Linked DNA regions of Homo sapiens: region 2 is linked to region 1. Evidence: chromatin contacts called from ENCODE Hi-C or POLR2A ChIA-PET data. All regions are on one chromosome and are shown on one strand. The core of a region is the stretch at or near the end of the contact, and the rest is flanking DNA. Distances in the headings are between cores, read along the strand shown.

What was found. Hi-C counts contacts between places; a loop is a spot of excess contacts on that map. ChIA-PET counts read pairs that join two places held with the same protein, here RNA polymerase II (POLR2A). Pooled maps may share reads with other maps.
Region 2: a loop to region 1 is called in a map of ascending aorta, with 9 times the contacts of the local background. The contact joins the promoter of PDZK1IP1 here to the promoter of STIL in region 1. A Hi-C loop is called at or near these places in 13 of 168 maps with a recorded cell type or tissue (Caco-2, IMR-90, K562 and 10 more) and 23 of 50 pooled maps. POLR2A ChIA-PET finds 5 or more read pairs at or near these places in 12 of 52 experiments (A549, Caco-2, GM12878 and 8 more).

The regions. Positions count from the first base shown.
Region 1 is chr1:47,311,243-47,316,516 of GRCh38, forward strand. It overlaps STIL (STIL centriolar assembly protein), which reads right to left and starts at 2,905. Exons shown (of 17, transcript NM_001048166.1): 1 at 2,794-2,905. RefSeq lists an enhancer at 2,915-3,644 and a silencer at 2,962-3,011.
Region 2 is chr1:47,187,977-47,193,250 of GRCh38, forward strand. PDZK1IP1 (PDZK1 interacting protein 1) reads right to left here and starts at 2,060. Exons shown (of 4, transcript NM_005764.4): 1 at 1,890-2,060. The coding sequence starts at 1,956. RefSeq lists a silencer at 2,341-2,635 and an enhancer at 3,465-4,414.

The sequences.
Region 1 (5,274 bases), core at 1,655-4,154:
CTCTCTTCTGAGTTTCAAATCCATTTTCTTTTCTTTTTTTCTTTTTTTTTTTTTTTTGAAACAGGGTCTCACTCTGTAGCCCAGGCTGAAGTAGTACAGTGGTGCAATCTCAGCTCACTGCAACCTCCACCACCTGAGCTCAGGTGATCCTCCCACCTCAGCCTCCTGAATAGCTGGGACCACAGGCATTCACCACTGCACCCGGCTAATTTTTTTGGATTTTTTGTAGAGATGGGGTTTCATCACGTTGCCCAGGCTGGTCTCGAACTCTTGGATTAAAGCAATCCATCAGCCTTTGCCTCAAAAAGTGCTGGGATTACAGGCATGAGCCACCATGCCCAGATGTTTCAAATCCATATTTCTAACTGCCCACTGGACAGTTCCATCTAAGTATTATTGAAGCTAAACACAGACCTCGTAGTCCTTTCTTTAGAGTTCAGTATGTCCTATATTCTTTCAAGCCTTAGAGTTCCTTAGGTCCTGCACATTCTGTATCAATTCTAGGAAAAAGAAACTGTCTAAGGCCAGGTGTGGGAGCTCATTCCTGTAATCCCACCACTTTGGGAGGCCGAGGTGGGTGGATCACCTGAGGTGAGGAGTTCGAGACCAGCCGGGTCAACATGGTGAAACCCCGTCTCTACTAAAAATACAAAAATTAGCTGGGCATGGTGGTGCACACCTGTAATCCCAGCTAGTCAGGAGGCTGGGACAGGAGAATCACTTGAACCTGGGAGGGGAGGTTGCAGTGAGCTGATATCATCCCACTGCACTCCAGCCTGGGCAAGAGAATGAGCCTCTGTCTCACTCTGTGTGAAGCAAGATAAAGGAGAAAAGGATTATTAATCCAGATGCAGAGATTATTTAGAAGAGACTTTTTAGATAAAGTCAGAGGCTGAAAATCCTATTGAAAATGCTCTTATACCTTGTTCAAGACAGAGAAAAACGTGCTTCTAATAAAATTGACTAGGCCGGACACGGTAGCTCACGCCTGTAATCCCAGCACTTTGGGAGGCCGAGGTGGGTGGATCACGAGGTCAGGAGATCGAGACCATCCTGGCTAACACGATGAAACCCCGTCTCTACTAAAAATACAAAAAATTAGTGGGGTGTGGTGGCGGGCACCTGTAGTGAACCCGGGAGGCGGAGCTTGCAGCGAGTGGAGATTTCGTCACTGCCCTCCAGCCTGGGCAACAGAGCGAGACTCCGTCTCAAAAAAAAAAAAAGGTGACTAAACAGTCCTTCTTAGAAATATCTGGACTTAAAAGGTTTAATGCAGCTTCCACAGAATGCAGGCTTTAAATCCTAAAACCCTTCCTTAGTACTTGGTTGTCATGGATAACAGTATTCACATGGATAACTGTAACTCTACAAAGTATAAAAAGTGCCAATTTTTTCTTCATTAAACAGAAGTGTCTTAAAATGCGCTATTTGTGTTTTATTCCTTTATTCATTTGGGTGAAAAGATGGATAATGTTGATTTCTTATTTTAAAACAATATACATAAGGTACTTTCATTCTGTCAGTGTTGTACAAGCCACTAAAGGTAATAAAACTAAAACCACACAACATCTACACCTAGCAAAACATATTCTCAGGTAAAGTCATTATCGTGTACAATAGAAACGTTCAAATCATCCTCACCCCTTCTTCCATATAAATTATCTTTCCATACCCACCACCTTAGTTGCTAACTTCATCAACTCACCAGACTTATGGAAAAGTCCCCATAATGCTGCTAGAAGAGTGTTTCCATATAAATCTGATCAAATTATTCTCCTGCTTTAAAAGTCAATGGCTCATGTCAGGGGCGGTGGCTCACGCTTGTAATCCCAGCATTTTGGGAGGCCGAGGCGGGTGGATCACCTGAAGTCAGGATTTCCAGACCAGCCCGACCAACATGGTGAAACCCCGTCTCTACTAAAAATACAAAAATCAGCCGAGCGTGGTGGCGTTTGCCTGTAATCCCAGCTACTAGGGAGGCTGAGGCAGGAGAATCGCTTGAACCCGGGGGACGGAGGTTGCAGTGAGCCGAGATCACTCCACTTCACTCCAGCCTGGGCCAAAGAGTGAAACTGCGTCTCAAAAATAAACATAAAAATAAATTTTTTTTAAAAAGCCGATGGCTCTTCTTTACATACAGAATAAAGGATCTTCACAATCCAGCCCCACTCTATTATTCCAACCTTAACCCCCCCATCCACTCATCCTACATTCCAGTCAAACTGAACTACTTGCAGTGCCCCGGTTTCAATATCTGCACAGGATGCCTCCCTTAACTTGGAATGCCCTAGTAAACCCCCGCCATCCCTCACAATCCAACTCGAATGTCACTTCCTCTGTGAAACCTTCTCCCAGACACCGTGGCGATGGTACTATACTGTCTGTACTCACACGCATAGCATTCTCGCACTTTGCTGTTTACACTTTACTTCCAGTAGTCCATGAACTTCAAACATTAACTGATCCCTTACTACGTAGCAGAGTGTGAGCCAGAAATTGTGAGGAATGCAAGAGCGAGCATTCAAGGTTTCAGTCCTCAAGAAATTCCCACCGTAAAAACAACTTTAAATGGCACGTTATCGACTGCAAACCTCTTTCACATACCTTAGCTCAGATGATACCCAAGGATTTCATGGACTGCTTAATTTCTCCCACTAGCTCCCCTTCTCGTCATCTGCTCCAGGCTCCTGGAGGGCGGAACCCACTACAGGGCTTTGAATGTTACCCACCAACCTTCCCAGGGCCCCGCTGCCGCCTCTCAAGGGGAAACCAGGAGCACAAAGCTCCACTTACCGCAACTTCCGCGGAGCTGAGGTCTGTTTGCAGGGTAGGAGCGGGAGCCGGCTCCAAGGAGCGCCACCGCCGACTCCGGCCCCGCCTCTGGGACGTTGGGGTCGCGGGAACTGAGGCGGCAAACACAAGCTCGCGAAACTGAAGGCCGCGCCACGCCTGCTGACTGGTCAGAAACCTCGCCAGTCAGGGAGCGGGGGTGGTGCTAGAGAGCCGCGCACGGTCGCCGTTACGTATTGGTGTGCCGACCAATCAGCGCCCCGCACTGGTTCCGCGCTCGACCAATCCCAAGTCTTCTTGGAGAACTGCGGGCGCCACCGGCGCTCCAGGATCAAGGATCCGAGGATTTAAACCTTTCATTTCGTCAACGGTTAAGTTCCGGGGCGGGGTAGGCTTTCCGCAAGCGCAATGGAAAGCCCAGCTAGGTAGACGGAGGAGCGAGTGGCAGATGAAGCCGGAAGTGCTCTATAAGATGATCATTGGTCGGCGACTGGAAGCGGACACCCGAAGAACAGTTTCCAAACTCTTTACCTGAAAGCACAAAAGACAAGAAAGTTAGAGTTATTCCAGTTTCTTACTTTTTAATTTTTATTCTAAAATGTACATTTTTAATTTTTCCTTTTTGTGATCACTTATCCTCAACTTCTAGATTTCTTCCAGTTTCTTTCCTAGGAAGCCATCTGTTTTAGTGACATAATTTTTTTTTTTTTTGAGGTGGAATCTCACTCCGTCGCCCAAGCTGGAGTGCGATGACGCGATATCGGCTCACCGCAACCTCGCCTCCCGAGTTCAAGCGATTCTCCTGTCTCAGCTTCCCAATTAGCTGGTATTACAGGCGTCCACCACCCACCACCACGCCCGGCTAATTTTTTTTTTTTTTGAAACGGAGTCTCGCTCTGTCGCCCAGGCTGGAGTGCAGTGGCGCGATCTCGGCTCACTGCAAGCTCCGCCTCCTGGGTTCATGCCAGTCTCCTGCCTCAGCCTCCCGAGTAGCTGGAACTACAGGCGCCCACCACGCCCGGCTAATTTTTTGTATTTTTAGTAGAGACGGGGTTTCACCGTGTTAGCCAGGATGGTCTCGATCTCCTGACCTCGTGATCCGTCCACCTCGGCCTCCCAAAGTGCTGGGATTACAGGCGTGAGCCACTGCGCCCGGCCTAATTTTTGTATTTTTTAGTAGAGACGGGGTTTCACCACGTTGGCTAGGCTGGTCTCGAACTCTTGACCTCAGGTGATCTACCCGCCTCGGCCTCCCAAAGTGCTGGGATTACAGGCGTGAGCCACCACTCTGGGCCAAAATTTGTATTTATTAATTGATTGATTGATTGATTGATTGAGACAGGGTCTTGCTCTGTCGCCCAGGCTGGAGTGCTGTGACGCTATCTCGGCTCACTGCAACTCACTGCACACTGCCTTCCAGGTTCAAGCAATTCTCCTGCCTCAGCCTCCGGAGTAGCTGGGGTTACAGACAAGCACCACCACGGCCGGCTAGTTTTTGTATTTTTAGTAGAGACCAGGTTTCACCATGTTGGGCACTGGGCTGATCTGGAACTCCTGACCTCAAGTGATCTGCCCACCTCGGCCTCCGAAACTGCTGGGATTACAGAAGTGAGCCACCGCCCCCAGCAAAGTAACATAAAAATTTTAAATTCCTGTTGAGTAGAAGAAAAGAATGTGACTTAAATTTATAAACCATATATGCCTATCTCTACAACTAGCATTGATATTATATATAGTATTGATATTTTATGTATTTATATACAGTCAGCCCTCTATCAGTGGGTTCCATATTCACAGATTCAGCCAACCGCAAATGGAAATATTCGGAGGGGAAAAAAACAAAATAACAACAATAAAAATAATACAAATCCAGTCTGGGCAACATGGCAAAACCCCATCTCTACAAAAAATACAAAAAAATTGCCAGGCATGGTGTCATGTGCCTGTAGTCCTACTACTTGGGAGGCTGAGGTGGGAGGACGGCTTGAGCCGGGGAGGCAGAGGTTGCAGTGAACTGAGATTGTGCCATTGCACTCCAGACTGGGTGACAGATCAAGACCCTGCCTCAAAAATAATAATACAAATAAGACACACATGTTGGGTGCGGTAGCTCCTGCCTGTAATCCCAACACTTTGCAAGGCCGAGATGGGAGGATCGCTTGAGGCCAAGAGTTCAAGACCAGCCTGGGCAATATAGCAGCACCCTGTCTCTACAGAAAATTTAAGAATTAGTGGGGTGTGGTAGTACAGGCCTGTAGCCCTAGCTACTGGGAAGGCTTAGGTGGGAGGATTGCTTGAGCCCAGGAGTTTGAGGCTGCAGTGAGCTATGATTGTACCACTGCACTCCAGCCTGGATGACAGAGCAAGACCCTATCTCTCAAATAATTTAATTTAAAACTATAACCAATTTGACCGGGTATGGTGGCTCATGACTGTAATCCCAGCACTTTGGGAGGCCGAGGCGGGTGGATCACCTGAGGTCAG
Region 2 (5,274 bases), core at 810-3,309, 120 kb before region 1:
GTGCCTGGGGTACCCAGAGAGAGGAGTGGACCAGGACATCTTTAGAAGGGCAGAATGGAGGGGTGAACTCTACTCTGGGTCTTGGGGACCAGGAAAGAAGCCTCAAAACCTGAGCTCCTTTTGATTCCCCCAGCTGGGTGCCCAGGGACTAGGGCCAGAGATTAGGTTGAGGCCCCAACCTGCACCCTTCTCTACTTTTTTTATTTTTTAATAGAGACAGGGTCTTACTACGTTGCCCAGGCTGGTCTCAAACTCCTGGGCTCAGGCGAGCCTCTGGCCTTGGCCTCCCAAAGTGCTGGGATTACAGGCATGAGCTACTGCACCAGGTCCCTTCTCTGCTTTTTGACCCTTGACACCAACACAGTCCCTCAAGATTTTCCTGAAGTCCCTGCCTTCAGGCCTCTGCTTCCCCAAAGGACTTTCCTCTTCCCCAGCATCACTGCACTCCATGAGCCTGCAGGAGCTCAGCCTTGTAGAGAAAAGACCCTCAGCGGGGAGAAGTCCCAGGACAAAACACAGGTCAGCAGGGGGCTTCAGAGGGGTCCTGCCTCCAGGCCAGAATATACCTGCATCCCTATATTTTGAGGGACCCAAGCTGGACATGAGAAAACCTTCCTCTGGCTCACTCCTGCTCAAATGTCCTCCTTTGAGTCTACCAAAAGCTCTCCTGCTGCAGTGGAGGCCTGACCTCTTCTCCGAGCCTGGCAAATATTGGGAAGGAGGAAGGAGGCTAGGAACTCTCTGGCCTGTAGTGAGGTCAGACCTCACTTATCTCCAGGGGAAGCAGAAGACACACAGTGTGATTACCCTCAGTTCCACACCTGCCAAAAAGCAGTATTTGGGAGTCATTGTTTCCCTAGGGGTTCAGACTGCTCCCTCAGGTCAGTGGTTGCTCAAGCATGGGGAGTTAGGGCTCAACCCTTGGAGGCCCCTCCCTGTTTCCTCCTAGACCCTGCAGCCAATTCTCTCCAGTCACCCCAGGGACCACAGTCCCTGCTCCTCCTCCCATGCACATACAGCAAGGGGCAGTGTCTGGGGCAGGAGAAAGGTGGTCTGAACCCTGTCCTTTCTTGCCGTGCTCTGTGACTCAACCTCTCTGGTCTGCAGTTCCCCAGAGGGCTTCCAAGACCTGGGAGACAGAGTTGAAGCAGACACACATAAGAGCTCGGGGTGGGGGTGGGAGGGGAGCTCTGAAAGCATCTTTGCCAGTCCCCTCTGGACCAAGTCCCACCTGCAGAGTCCCCAGACTTTGGCTGCAGATGCAGCCTGACAGTGTAGAATGAAAGCCAGACCTTGGGTTAGTTACTTCACCAGGTGCAAAGCCCTTCTTCACCTCTGACCTGGCAGCAGCCCTGGGAGGTGGGCAGGGTGGGGTTTATTGTTCTCATTTTATAGGTGAGAAAACTGAGTCTCAGGAAGGGGCAGTGATTTGCTCAAGGTCACACATCCATTCAGGCAGAGCAGGACGAAGAGGTCAGATATTTGGGGGAGTCACACTGGGCACTGTTCTCTATCCAAGCCCAAGAGGCCGAGACAAAGCCCAAGTCTTTGAGGGGTGGCTTGGGCCCCACTCTCACCCTACTTGTACCCCCGGGTCCCCTGTACTCAGGACCCAGCCATCCCTTGGGCAATGCCTGCTCTTGGGGCTTGGGCCTCAAATCCTGTTCCTCCCTGAGATCCTAGAACCAACTGCTGCCAGTTTTCACTCGTTGAAAACAAGTGACAGGCAGAGACTTGGTTCAGAGGTCTCTGCCTTGGGACATTCTTTCAGCTAGCGCAGTCCCTGCTCCCCCTCCAAACTGTAAGTATCAAGGCCCTGGGGAGGGGAGCCAGAACACCACCTGTCCACCCCTGGGTCTCCCGTGCCCAGCCCTCTCCTCCTGAGCTACCTTGCTGACAGCTGGCAGGTGGCACTGCCGTGAGCAGGCCCAGAATGAGGAGGCTGAGGGCCGACATGGCTGCAGCAGCTCCTAGCCTTGCTTCTGGCCGCCGGTGTCTGGGCTCCTGGAGCTGCTGTGGAGTCTATTGGTGTCCGCCTGAAATCAACCTGGGCTCAGTCTGGCCCTGGAGGAGAGGAGCTAGGAAGGAGGAAGGCGAGGGAGGGAGGAGACACGAAGACGGGCGTCGGAGAGAACGTGCCCTCCCTCCCATGGTAATGAGCTGCCAGACCTGGCCTCCCCTGGCTGGTGCCCAGCTCACTTGGGCTGGCATTCGAGGTCATCTTCCAGGGGCCAGCTAAGGAGGTGGGTATGAGGAACAAGCAGATGTGGGAGAGTCCCAGCCTCACCTCCATGCCCTGAGCTCCCTTTTCCTGGCAGTGGGGCTGGATTCTAGGGAAAGGGGTGACACACAGTCGCTCCTGCCTTGACTGAGCCCAGTGGGCGGGGCTTCTTGGAAGGCTGACAGTGGGATTAAGAAATGTCCTGGCTGGCTCAGGAGCCTGGGGAAAACCCCAGAAGCCCAGAGAAGGCTCAAAGCTGCCAGACTCCGCCGAGAGCCTGGCCTATTTCCTGTTCTCCCCACCACCTGCCCCTGCCCCGCCAAGCTAAACTCTGGGACTCTAATGCTGGGACACACTACGGCTTCAGTGCCTTCCACGCCCTGGCCCAGCCCAGTAGCTTCCTAAATCCACCCCCTTCTGCAAAGATCTCAATAGAGGGCCTGAAGGTCCCAGTCCCCAGCTTTCACAGCCCATGCCCAGGCCCTGACCCAGCACAGCTAACCTAGTCCCAGTTCGGTTCTTCCTCTTGGCCCCAGATGTGGTCCCTGGAAACCGGGCAGGGCCTCAAAACAAGATACAGCCTTGGTCAGAGGCTTCAACACCCAACTTCAGATCCATCTCCACCCATGGCAGAGGAGAAAATGGGCAAACACAGCCTGCTGTGGGGGACAAAGGACGGACACCCCAGATGGCAAGGTGCGATCTGGGGCCCTGAAGCCCTGGGCCCGTCACCCTCATAGCCAAAAGCAGCATTGAGGAAGGCACACCTAGCCCCTGGAACAGGGAGGCCCTGGAGCCAGAGCCCTCGGAAGAGGCAAAAGCCTCCCCAGGATCACGTGGTGTCCACCTGGCCCTCCAGCTCAGGGAATGAGAATGGCCAGAGTTCCTGTGCAAGCCCCTGACCAAGGGTCATGCTGGTCTCCTTGCCCCACCCCCCACCCCAGAAGTATGGGAAGCTGAGATGCTGACTCCCTAGAAAGGAGCGGGCCAACTGGAACAAAGTCTCATCAGAGATGGAAGGTCCCCAGGAGCCAGCACCTGAGCTGAAGGCACCTCCACAGCCTCTCTTCCCTGAAGCCACCAAACTCCTATTCATCAGGCCTCCTGGGCAACCCTTCCTATGGCAGGTTGATTCTGCCTTCCTGCTCCAGCGGGAGCACTCAGACATCATGCCTCAGGCCTGCTTCCTGTGTGTGTGTGTGTGTGTGTGTGTGTGTGTGTGTGTGTGTGTGTGTGTGGTGTGTGTGGGTGTGTGTGTGTGTGTTCACATGCGTGTGCAGTCGGGCCCATTGCCATCCAAAGATGGAGTGTCTCAAGGTGATCTGGGAGAACTTTGCTTGGAGTTGAGTGATGCCTCCCAAACATGTATATCCTGGCCTCCCTCCCACACCCAACTTGGTGTCCTCAGAATCTTCTAACACAGACTGGAGTAAGCACTGTGCATGTTAATGAACAGCCAGAGAATCACTGATTGGAATGTAAGGAATGGGGCTGAATTTAACAAACATCTACTGGTGCCTTCTCCAAGAATTTTAGGGAGGAGAGTCACATGGTTAGTTTTGCGTTTGGGAAAACACCTCTCCATGCAGTGTGGAGAGTGAAAGGGGCATGCAAAGGCTGGAGAAGAGAAATCCAGGGATCTGCTACAGTGGCCACAACACCAGTGCCTGGACCTGGGCAGGAAGTGCCCATGGGAACAGATCTGAGCCCTGTTGAGGAGGTAGAGAAGCCGGGGTGTGGCTGCTGGAACACAGTGCCAAGCTGGGAGAATGGGTACAGGCAGGAGGCAGGGCTTCAGGTGACTCCCAGGTTTCTGGCGTAGGCAGCTGGGTAGATGCTAGTGCCTCAGTAGGGGCCAGAGCAAGTTTGGGGGGTTGGAGGATTAATGAGCTATAGATTTTGAGGTATTATGCTTGCAGTGCCTGTGGACTTTCCAGAGGGAGACATCTGGAAGGCTGCAAAATCCCTGCATCTGGAGTGGAACATCTGGGAGCCGTCTGCAGCACAGGGATGGTAACTGAGGCCTGGGAGCTCATGGTCTCCCCAGTGTGTGTAGCGGGGGTAGGGGTGTTGAGGGGAGAGCACAGAAAGAAGGAGACACGCCCCCAACACACAAAGGTCTTTCAAAGGAAGAAGGGGCAGGAGGAAACAGGAGGAAGCAACCCCAGGAAAGTGGGGTATCCCAGGAGCCAAGCAAGGACAGACTTAAGGAGGGTGGGGGGGTCACAGCTGTGCCACCCCCTCCAACCAGTGCCCTCAGCACTCAAGTCCCAGGTTCTGCCTTCCCCACCCCAGTATCCTCCACTTCCCTGAAAAACCCAGGGAAAGGAAAGGATCCCCTGGGCTATGCTTTGGGAGTGGTGGGGGAAGGGGATGAACAGGAAGGACACCAGGTGATCAACAGGAGGAAAACATACCTCCTGGGTCAAAGTCCCAAGCTTTAGAGCAAAACAAGTTGTTCCAGAAAAGAGGGAGCATGGGTGGACACTTGGCTTTGAGGCTGGTCCCTCCTCCCTGGAGGTCTTCACACGGGTGGAGGGTCATCTCCCCAGCTGTATGGACACAGCCCTGATCCCCATGGTAACAAGGTGGGCCCCCCTACTGGTCTGGCTGGGGCCCAGGGTCTGGACTAAGGTCTCAGCAGCCCCACAGGGCTGCACCGTGTGTCCTGAGCAGCTGTTCCATCGACGTTCAGTTCCTCCTTCCTGTTCCAGCCCAGCTGTCACGCAAAACCATCAGGCCCCTTAGACAAGCCCTCCATCCAGCCAGACCTTATGCGATTGCCCTTCAGAAAAGCCAAAGTGGGCCTGGACTGTTTCCAGCAGTCTCCTTCCTCCCAACCCCATCTTGTCAGCCATTCCACTCACTGCCAGCAGGTGGCAGTGTCTAGCTCCAATACCAGACTGGGCGTGCAGGGAGCCAGTTTGCTGCTGAAGATTCTGCAACTTCCCCTCCCTCCAGCCCCCACTTTTGCCCTCCTCCAGGGGTGGTCTGAAGAAAGGGACGGTGGACATTGACATGTAAATAGTCTGGGAACAGCATACAGGGAGTGC